Regions from separate parts of the Homo sapiens genome. Here region 2 is linked to region 1. The links are chromatin contacts, found by Hi-C or POLR2A ChIA-PET in ENCODE. All regions are on one chromosome and are shown on one strand. Each heading gives the region's core, a stretch centred on a gene start or an enhancer-like site at or near the end of the contact. The rest is flanking DNA. Distances are from core to core; before and after follow the strand shown.

Evidence for each region. A loop is a pair of places that touch in the nucleus more often than their neighbours do. ChIA-PET counts read pairs that join two places held with the same protein, here RNA polymerase II (POLR2A). Pooled maps may share reads with other maps.
Region 2: a loop to region 1 is called in a map of endothelial cell of umbilical vein, with 3 times the contacts of the local background. The contact joins two enhancer-like sites. A Hi-C loop is called at or near these places in 4 of 168 maps with a recorded cell type or tissue (IMR-90, ascending aorta, endothelial cell of umbilical vein and 1 more) and 1 of 50 pooled maps. POLR2A ChIA-PET finds 5 or more read pairs at or near these places in 1 of 52 experiments (WTC11).

Annotation. Positions count from the first base shown.
Region 1 is chr4:73,774,556-73,779,574 of GRCh38, forward strand. No RefSeq gene overlaps it. Among named protein-coding and RNA genes, the nearest start is that of CXCL8, 36 kb to the left of the region's middle. Within about 2 kb of position 2,061, at least 5 of the 41 ENCODE cell types and tissues checked have a DNase peak (open chromatin) inside an H3K27ac peak, as active enhancers do; they include endothelial cell of umbilical vein, where a contact is called at or near this core.
Region 2 is chr4:73,812,006-73,816,947 of GRCh38, forward strand. No RefSeq gene overlaps it. Among named protein-coding and RNA genes, the nearest start is that of CXCL6, 22 kb to the right of the region's middle. Within about 2 kb of position 3,311, at least 4 of the 41 ENCODE cell types and tissues checked have a DNase peak (open chromatin) inside an H3K27ac peak, as active enhancers do; they include endothelial cell of umbilical vein, where a contact is called at or near this core.

The DNA.
Region 1 (5,019 bases), core at 811-3,310:
GCTTGCCACCCACACCCTTCTCATTGCACATGATAAAAACATTACATTTTAACTGGTGATGTTAACATTGATCATGTGGTTAAAGTGCTGTCAGGCAAGTTTCTTCTTTGTAATGTTACTATATTGGCTTTCTATACTCTATGTGTTAGAAAGGAGTCACTAAGTGTATTCCACACTCAAGGGGCTGGAAATTAAGTTCCACCTTAAAGAATTTGTGGTCACATGTTCAAATCAAAACAATAATTAACAAATATTTTAGAGAAAATACTTTGAGGCTATTGGCATTTACTTTTAATACCTTTATTAAATATAATTTGTATTAAAACTACAATTTTTAAAAGTTCTAAATTACATTGCAATTTTATAGACTAATCATCATAGCTAACACTGGGTGCTTATTCTGTGCCAGGCATTGTTCTAAGTGTTCTACCTTTATTGTAACTCTATGAGGTAATTACTATTATTTTTTATGTTAGATAAACATGCTGAAGTGAAGAGAACTTATATAATGTACTCATTATTATATGGCTAGGAAGCTACAGAGCTGGGATTCAAACCTAGAAAGTGTCAGTCTGGTACAAAGTCTGATTTTTCCTGTCAAACATTATTCTACCTTGCCTTTCTATGAGATAAATAAGTAAAAAGATACATGAAAGTATATTGAAATAAGAGAACATGTATATAATATTGAGCAGTAAGGCTTGACACTCCGGATAGATGTAAAATAAATTGTAAAACATTTCTATTGAGATTCAGTGGAATTCAAAGTGTCATCTAAACAGTCTAACATTCATCTTAACACAGTGAAAATTTCATTCATCTGCAGTAGGTATTTAGAATATATAAGTATTTGGAATATACAGGTATCTAAAATATGACCGCTACTCATCAGTTAAAGAATCCCAGACTCCAATAGAAAAATGGACAAGAATATGAATAGGCAATTCACAGAAACTTAATAGATACTTAGTTTCATTAGTTATCAAAAAAAATCAAACTTAAACCACTATGAGATAGCATTGCATATCCATCAGATGGTCAACAACTGGTAAATCTGGTAACACTGAATTTTGGTGAGGATATGGGAAAATGGAAATTCAGACATGGCTGGGGTAAATATAAATGCACATAACTTTGGAAATTGGCAATATCTAGTGAAAGCTGAAGATATGCAGAACTTACCCCAGCATTATCCCTTCTGCGTCTGCACTAGAGAAATCTTCAACCATGTACATAAGAAATTGCTATAAGGATGCTTGTGAAGCAGTGTTGGTAATAGCAAAAACTATTGAACCTCAGGAGTAAAATTCATAAACAGTGCAATGATAGAGTTAAAATGAAACTACTCAATCTAACTGGTTAAACAAGGGTAAACCTTTAAACATACTTCTGAGTAAAAAAGAATACAAAATGCTACATCCAGTACAATGTCATTCACGTAGATGTTAAGCACTAAATACTATATAGAGAAACATGAATCTATGGTAAAAGTTCAGAACACTAAAGAGAATGATACTATCATCACAGGATTTGAATAGTGAAGAGAGAAAACTGGCGAATGGGACTTTAGAGTCTATGTATTTTTTAATTAAAAAAGATTGGAATCAATTATAATCAAATATTAATAGAGCTAATCTCAGAGGTGGGTAGATAGGTAATGGTTATATGCACATATATTTTACTTTTTTGAATAAAATGCTTTATAATTGAGGTCTAAAAGGGTAATATGTGTGGAATTTTTTTTTTGGCAGGGGAAAATAAGGGGATTTAAATCATTTCTTCATCAAAAATCCCTTTGAACTTTTATTTGCCAAACTTCCTTCTTCCTTGTTATGAAGATTAGTAACTCCAAACCATATTCACTTCTGCGGTTTCATTCTGAAAAAAGAAAATTTGGCTGGTTTAGATAAAGCATTCCATTAACCTACATTCTGAACTAGATGTTCTAAAAGGAAGTTATTATTTTCTCTGGCAGAGATGAAGGGAAAAGCCAAAACATTTTGATGTTGACACAGCTTTTGGAGAAGTGCCAAAAAGGTCACTGAGTCTGTGATCCTTCATGGTGTCCGCAATGTGGGCCTTGCAATGATCCCAGTCCTGCTTACCACAGGGTGCAGGTGTCTTTGGAGCTGAGTAGAAACATTCTGAAAACATGCATGTTGCTGTCCCTGGATAAATGCTTAATACTTAATGCACTGCTTTTCCTTGGTCTCAAAATTGTTCTTAAACTTACTTTGTGTGGCTATCTCAATGTTTATAAGCCAAAGAAAGCCAGCTACCTATTGCTTACTGATGGTACACTGCATGTTAATTTATTATTTTTGGCTTACCTAATACATTTATATTTTATAAAATGGATATTTTTTGAAGGTATAATTGTGTCAAAGTGTGCACTTTTGGGTGGAGAAGCAAAAGCTTTGTCTCCATATATAAAGATGATGGATCCTATCTTACATACTTATCTTCAATACCTTTACTGTCACTGAATAAATGTTCCTTAGCACTTACCATGGCAGTTTTATTAAACACAAAAATGTATGATCTTTTTCAGAGGTTAAAAAAAGTATAATCTGTATTATTTGAAACATTAGTAAACCAAAGAAATGCTTACTGAAAATTATGGTTCAATGCCTAAAATGTCTATTTAATTTGTTTTACATAAAGCCTCCAGAAGGTGGATACAGTTGATTTTAAGTTAATTAATCTCATAAATCATTGTAAAATAAACAAAAGATTATAAATACAGTAATTTTGATAATCTGCTTTAAGTTACTAGAGAAATATTAAAAGCATGCACTTTTGCTTTTTGATATACTTAATTTGAAGTAAATAATGCATGTTGAGCCAAAACAAATACAACTTTACCTCTGAATCGTATTTTAAGATTAAGGGGAAAAAGCCATAAAATAATTAACATATTTTCATTTCTCTATATTTTAAATTGATAAAATTTTATTTCAATAATGATGAAAAGTCACTAAGTACATTTTAGTCTTTTTTTAAATTTAATACTTATAAACTGTATCATGTACTTTGAAAACAGGTGAAAATCACTTAAAATTATTTTATTTAAATTGTATTTTCCAGAAGAGTAGGTTGTGGGTTAGTCGTCTTTGCAATTTGTCATGCAATTTGCTGGGATGTCAGCTTCAGCTGGGCTCGTTGTCATCTTGGCCTGAAAAACAGCAAATGATGAAGCAAAGTGTGAGAAATTGTCTCATATTTTATGGCTCACTGAGTGAATGAATCAACTCAGGATGCTGCAGCATTGCCTGCAGGAGTCTGTGTCTGTGAAACTGCTGAAATTCCAAACGGAGTAGCTGATGGACTCTGGGCAGTATTCATGGTCCAAAAGGGTGTTGGCTTTCCTCCCCAGATTTAAGAACTGTAATTTTGAAATGAAGATGACATGTCATTTTCCATTTGTGACAAATCCTAGGAGCTGCTATACTGGTATTCTATCTGAATAAGGATATAAAAAAGATCCAAGTATACCTTCTACAAAGTAAAAACATATCCTTTTGAAGTGTCATGTTTGATGAGTTTTGATAAAGATATCAACTCATGTAGCCACTGCCACAACCAAGATATAGAATATTTACATTATGCTCCCAAAGTTCCCTCTTGCCCATTTTTAGTCGGTCACTCTGCCCCCTACCAGTCCCAGATAACCACTGATCCAATTTTATCACTATAGAATTTTATAGAAATAGAATAATGCACTAGGCACTCTCATTGTCTGACTTTCACTCAGCATAATATTTGTGAAATTTATTCATGTTTTTGCAGGAGCTCATTCCTTTTAGTCTCTGAGTAGTATTTCATACTATGGGGTTATACCACAATCTTTCCTACTTTCATTGTCCTTAGTTTTTTATTTTGTTACTGAAGTTGCTATGAATATTTATGTCCAATACTTTTTTGGACATATATGCTTTTATTTATCTTGGATTAAATACCTAGAATTGATATTACTGGGTCATGAACCTGTATAGATAATTTTAAAAGAAACTGACAAAGTGAGTTAAGAAATTGAGAAGGAAACTAAAGTTTTTTTGAAACACATGAAAATGGAAATGCAATTTATCAAAACCTATGGAATACATTTAAAAAGTACTAAACTTAGTGAAATTAGCACTTTTTTTTTTTTTTTTTTTGAGACAGAATCTCTCTCTGTCGCCCAGGCTGGAGTGCAATGGCTCAATCTCGGCTCACTACAACCTTTGCCTTCTGGGTTCAAGGGATTCTCACGTCTCAGCCTCCCAAGTAATTGGGATTACAGGCACCTGCCACCACGCCCAACTAATTTGATTTTTTTTTTTTTTTTTTTTTGTATTTAGTAGAGACAGGGTTTCACCATGTTGGTCAGGCTGGTCTCTAACTCCTGACCTCAGGTGACCCACCCACCTCACCCTCCCAAAATGGTGGGATTACAGGTGTGAACCACTGTGCCCAGCCAAATTAGCACATTTTATATACTGTGTTGAAATTCACAGGAAAGCTTGTCTTCTGTAAATGACTTTTGAATACAGATTTGTTCAGACATCTCTAACATTACACATACTGTACTGGTCCACTGGATTGAAGGCAGAGAGAAGGAAGGGAGGAGAGAATGGTTCAAGGCCAAAATGGTCATATTTAGAAGATACCTCAGATTATAACCATTATTATATATGTGCAATTTTAACATAGCAGAAAAGTTATATGAAATTTCCAGTCTTTCTACATATTTAGAAGTGCTTGATGCATTTAAACGTAGAAGTAGTAGAATAACACTTCTTATAAATAGCTATTAAAAACTGATGGGAGGCCGGGCATGGTGGCTCATGCCTGTAATCCCAGCACTTTGGGAGGCCAAGGTGGGCGGATCACCTGAGGTCAGGCGGTTGAGAGTTTGAGACCAGCCTGATCAACATGGAGAAACCCTGTCTCTACTAAAAATACAAAATTAGCCCAGTGTGGTAGCGCATGCCTGTAATCCCAGCTACTCGGGAGGCTTAGGCAAGAGAATCTCTTGAA
Region 2 (4,942 bases), core at 2,061-4,560, 39 kb after region 1:
CAATGGCTGACTCAGGGACAGATTTGGACTTTCATGGAACAAAAGAAGAGTTTTGTTGGTAAATTACTGGCATGAACTCAAGAGCATATAGGGACTGAGATCACAGCCACTATCCTGCAGGCATATGGAACCTGAGAATGGAGCCAGTGTTAAGAGAGTGAGCCAAAAAAAAAACAGGGTTTGGTGATTGACAATGGTTGGGTCCTGGGTTCTCAGCTCCACTTGAAACAAATTTTAAAACTGCAATAATCAGTTAAATAGCCATTTAATTTCCTTTCTTACAATGTTACTTAAGGTTAGATTTTCTGACACTTGAAACAGAAAAATAATGACAGAGCAGAAAGGCTGAAAAGAGTAACTATAAGAATGAGTAAAAGAGTTTCATAGGGGGAGAAAAAAGTACACCCAAGTAAAGATGGAATGCCAATGTTTTAGTTCTAAAATTATTTCTAAAATTTTCATAAATTTCTGGGGGAAAAAAGTGTTCTTTCTACTGTGGTCTTCAGGAAGGCTTGGATTTCTGAAGCTCTTCTTATGAAATAATGCCATCTACAGTAATATCAGATTTCCTTAGCCTAGCATTTCACTTAAAATTTGTAAATAGTCATTTAATTGTTTATTTATAAATTTTTAAAAATAAATAAGCACCATGAGAAATCTAATTGTTTCAAATATGAGATTGACAAGCTCACAGAGTTTGTATTGGCAAAGCTAGTTATGGTCATGCTATATAATGTGATAGTACAGGAGTACCCTGCTCCAAATATTAATTCTTATAACTGTATTCTTTCTTTCCTCCTTTCCACAAACTATGCTTTGTGTGCTTAAATGAGAGTCAGCCATTTGATCAGGAACTATGGATCAAATGAAGAGCAAGCAGACACAGTCCTTTGTCCTCATGGGGCTTCCAGTCTAATGAGAGTCAGACAATAGCTAATAATCACACACACACATACACACACACACTCAATAGTGCACCTGTAAAAATATTACAAGATGAGTACATTGTCCTATTAGTCCACAAGGAAAGAAAAGTTTATGAGATAATGCTTATTCTTATTAGGCATAACCTATTCTGACATTTTTTCTTCCATTCTTTTTCCTTAAAAAATTCTGGTCATAAATTTCTAAATTTATTTCATAATCTATTACCATGGGAGGATTTGCCTTAGTCAGAGAGAAGACTTCTCTAAGGAAGTGATGATTGAGTTGAGGTAAAAAATGAGTAAGGGTTAATTAGGTGAAAGAAGGCAGAAAATGGACAAAGAGACATGAAAGTAGAGGATACAGCAAGTGCAAAACCCGGGAACAGGAGGAAGTAGATGTGTCCTTGGGACTGAAGGAAGGCCAGTGTGTGGAGGCAGTGCAGAGAACAAGGAGGAGCCTCATGCCTGATGAGGATGGAGAGACAGGATGGCTAAAGCCAGGCAGGGTCTGGATATGTTAAGGACAGTTGCCTTTGAAAACAATGGATTACATTGAAGATGATATGAGCCAATTATGCAAAAGATAGGGGTAAGGATAGATGTGGGTAGAACAGGTAGGAAACTGCTGAGTTAATCCAGGAAATGGAAAACCATACCCTAGTTTTGGGTATATGCCAGTGGATATGGAAAGAAGTGTTTTCTCAACGTTAAAAGTTAATTCCTATTATAACACAAAAGAATGGCTTATAATGTTGATTAGCAAATACATGTCAGTTTCTACACAAGTAATCACCTGAGGAAGCTGATTGAAATTGATTCCTGGGCCCTAATCTCAAAGATTTTGATACAATGGGTCTGTGGTGGAGCTCTGGTATATGTATGTATTTTAAAGCTCCATAGGGATTCTGATATGCAAGAGGAATAGGAAATTATTAAGAGGATGATTTTCTTCCTTTTTACTATTCTTATTTCCCAAGTGACATAATCCAATTCTTTCGTGTAAATTCTATCCATGTGATAGTGACTCTCAAATTTATATAATACAAGCCCAAAACTCTTTCTTGAATTACACATTCCTATATCTGTTTACATATTTACTTGGATGATCTAACAAAAATTTTTAACCTTAACATGAACAAAATTAAACTTAAATACCCAGCCATTTCCCATCTAATCTTCTTTTCCTTGAGTTTTCCTATCTCAATGATGGCAAATTAATGCTTCCACTTACTCAGGCTAATCTCAGAGCCATCCTTACTACACCATCTATGGCATGCTTTACATCCAGTTCCCCAGTGAGTCCTGACAGCTATACCTTTCAAAGATACCTTTAACCCTGCAACTTCTCACCAGTTCCATGGCTTTCCTTCTAGACTGAGGCATCATCATCTTGCACTTGAACTATTGTAACCGCCTTCACACTAAGTTCTCTTTATCATTCTTTGCCTCCCTTTATTCTATTTTTGACACAGCATATGAAAAGAGTTTTAAAAAGAAAAGTAGATTATTTTGCTCTTTTGTTAAAAATTCTCCAAATGGCTTTATAGGTCACCTAAAAGAAACCCAAGTTCTTATAGACAAAACCTTCCAATCTTACAACCCCTGACTACTTCTTGTTAATACTGCTCAGTCACACTCTCCTTCAATATAGCAACAAAACTCTTAACCTTGGAATATTGAAGCCTTACTTACTTACCTCGGAATATTTAAAGACAATAATTTTTTCCTGGAGTTGCATGATTATTCCTTCACTTATTTCAGATTTTTTCTCTGATATCATTGTAGGAGTCCTTCAATCACTCTGTATAAAATAAATATGTACACATACACAGGCACACCTATCTTTGTTTTCTTACCTGTCAACTGTAACCATAATAAAATGACTACTACTTGAGAGAGAAACTTGGCTTGGCTTATTGCTATATCCTCAATGCCTTTAGCATTGCTTGGTATTTAGTAGAAGCTCAATAAATATTTGAGGGATGAATAAATGAATGGCAGGTAGAGATGGTGAAACAGGGGAGGCAAAGAGAATGAGGTAGGTGGTATGATCCTGGAAAGTGCACAATGCGATCTCTGACATGCCTGCTTCCCATTGGAAAAAGACAAATTCCTCATTCCTCTTCTTGGTAGGCAAAGCTGTACATATGTGAAGTGGACCTTAGGAGAAGCAAGGAAGAATAGCGGGCCGTGGTAAACTGTATTGGCACTGCTGTCAGATGGCAGTTTTGAACTTCACCTCCCTCACTTATTTACAATAAGAGGTAAGTAGAATACCAACAGTCACAATCTTTCTAGTGTTGACCTAGTTATACCTTTATATTTTGTGAATAGAGGATCAAGTACCAGATAAAAAGAGGAAGACAGTTGAGAAAAACAAAAAGCCTGATTCAGCAGGGGATTTACTGTGTCATGTTACACCACATCCTGTTACCTTTTAAAGCCATCATCCAGTATTGTGTGTTCCAGCAGCATAAGGATGGTTCAGAACAACTATATTCAACATCAGCAATAATTGCCAGAGGTAATCAATTCCCACTTTAGTCGACATGGCCATTAAATGATGAAGAAAAGCACAAGTGAGAAATCTGTCTCTTTATAATCCAAGCATTTGGAGACACAATAGGTGAATTATAGCATTTTGTACATATACAATTATATTTTTACACCCAATCACAATATTTAGAGTGAAGAGATCAAAAACTGTGTTAGAAAATATTTTAATATATTTTGTTATTTATATTTTTCCTCACCTCCCCAATATATATACATAGATTAGTAAATCTCCTAAATATTAGCTCTCATCCAATCATATTATTTAGAGTTTCTATGACCTATAAGCATGTTTAAATAAATTGGGAGCCAATTTACAATTTTAATATTTACCAAGATGTTAAACATCAAAATTTATGTCACAGGTATCAACATGCTTAAAGCACCAGGTTGGTGAAACCTCTCTTAGAAATTATTGATCCAGTCACGAAAATGTGGTTTGGCATTAATATTGTTTTCACTAGAGATCTCTGATTTGGCACTCTGATATCTCATACTGCTAAATCAACATGCAGCCCATCCTTGCTTCCGTCATTACGTATCAGGGGATTTTTGTAAGCCTCAATTTTGGATAAGTTGACCAGTAACAAATTAATCTTTAAATCAGACACTGAAGCAAAAATGTCATGGTTGAACATGAAGCAAACATTTCTTTGTAAAATTCAAGTTTTAAATCACACCTGCTACCAGACTCTAGGGAAAAGTATCTGCTCAGAAAGAGAAAAAAAAAATGGGTAGAGTGAATATATTAGAAAGACCTCCTCTACGCTTTGTCCATCACAGAGAAAAAGCCCTAACCCAACTTCCTGTTATGGTGGGCAACTGTGGTGTACACAAAAGTCTGGGACCAGACAGTTTTCTGCTACAGCCCTAGCTGGTTGCTTATACCATTAACATGGTTTGGCTCTCAAATCTCATCTTGTAGCTCCCATAGTTCCCACGTGTTGTAGGAGGGACCCAGTGGAAGGTGATTGAATTATGGGGGTGGGTCTTTCCTGTGCTGTTCTCATGATAGTGAATGGGTCTCATGAGACCTGATGGTTTTAAAAATGGGAGTTGTTCTGCACAAGCTCTCTTTGCCTGCCACCATCCACATAAGACATGACTTGCTCCACTTTGCCTTCCGCCATGATTGTGAGGCCTCCCCAGCCATGTGAAACTGTGAGTCTAATTAAACCTCTTTCTTTTGCAAATTGCCCAGTCTCGGGTACGTCCTTATCAGCAGCATGAAAACGGACTAATACAAACATCAAGCAATCAGCTAGGCCTGTAGCAGGATGAGGTCCAGCCCCTGACTTGCAGCTGAGTGGATCCACTCCCCTGGTAGGTCTTTTGGTGATAAAAAGAGGAGAAAAAAATGAAATGAATGAAGAATAAATGAGGAGTACGAGTCTCTGGTGCTATTTAATATTAAACACAAGGCAGTGTTGACCTAGACACTGAGGCAAGGAATGGTGATGAAA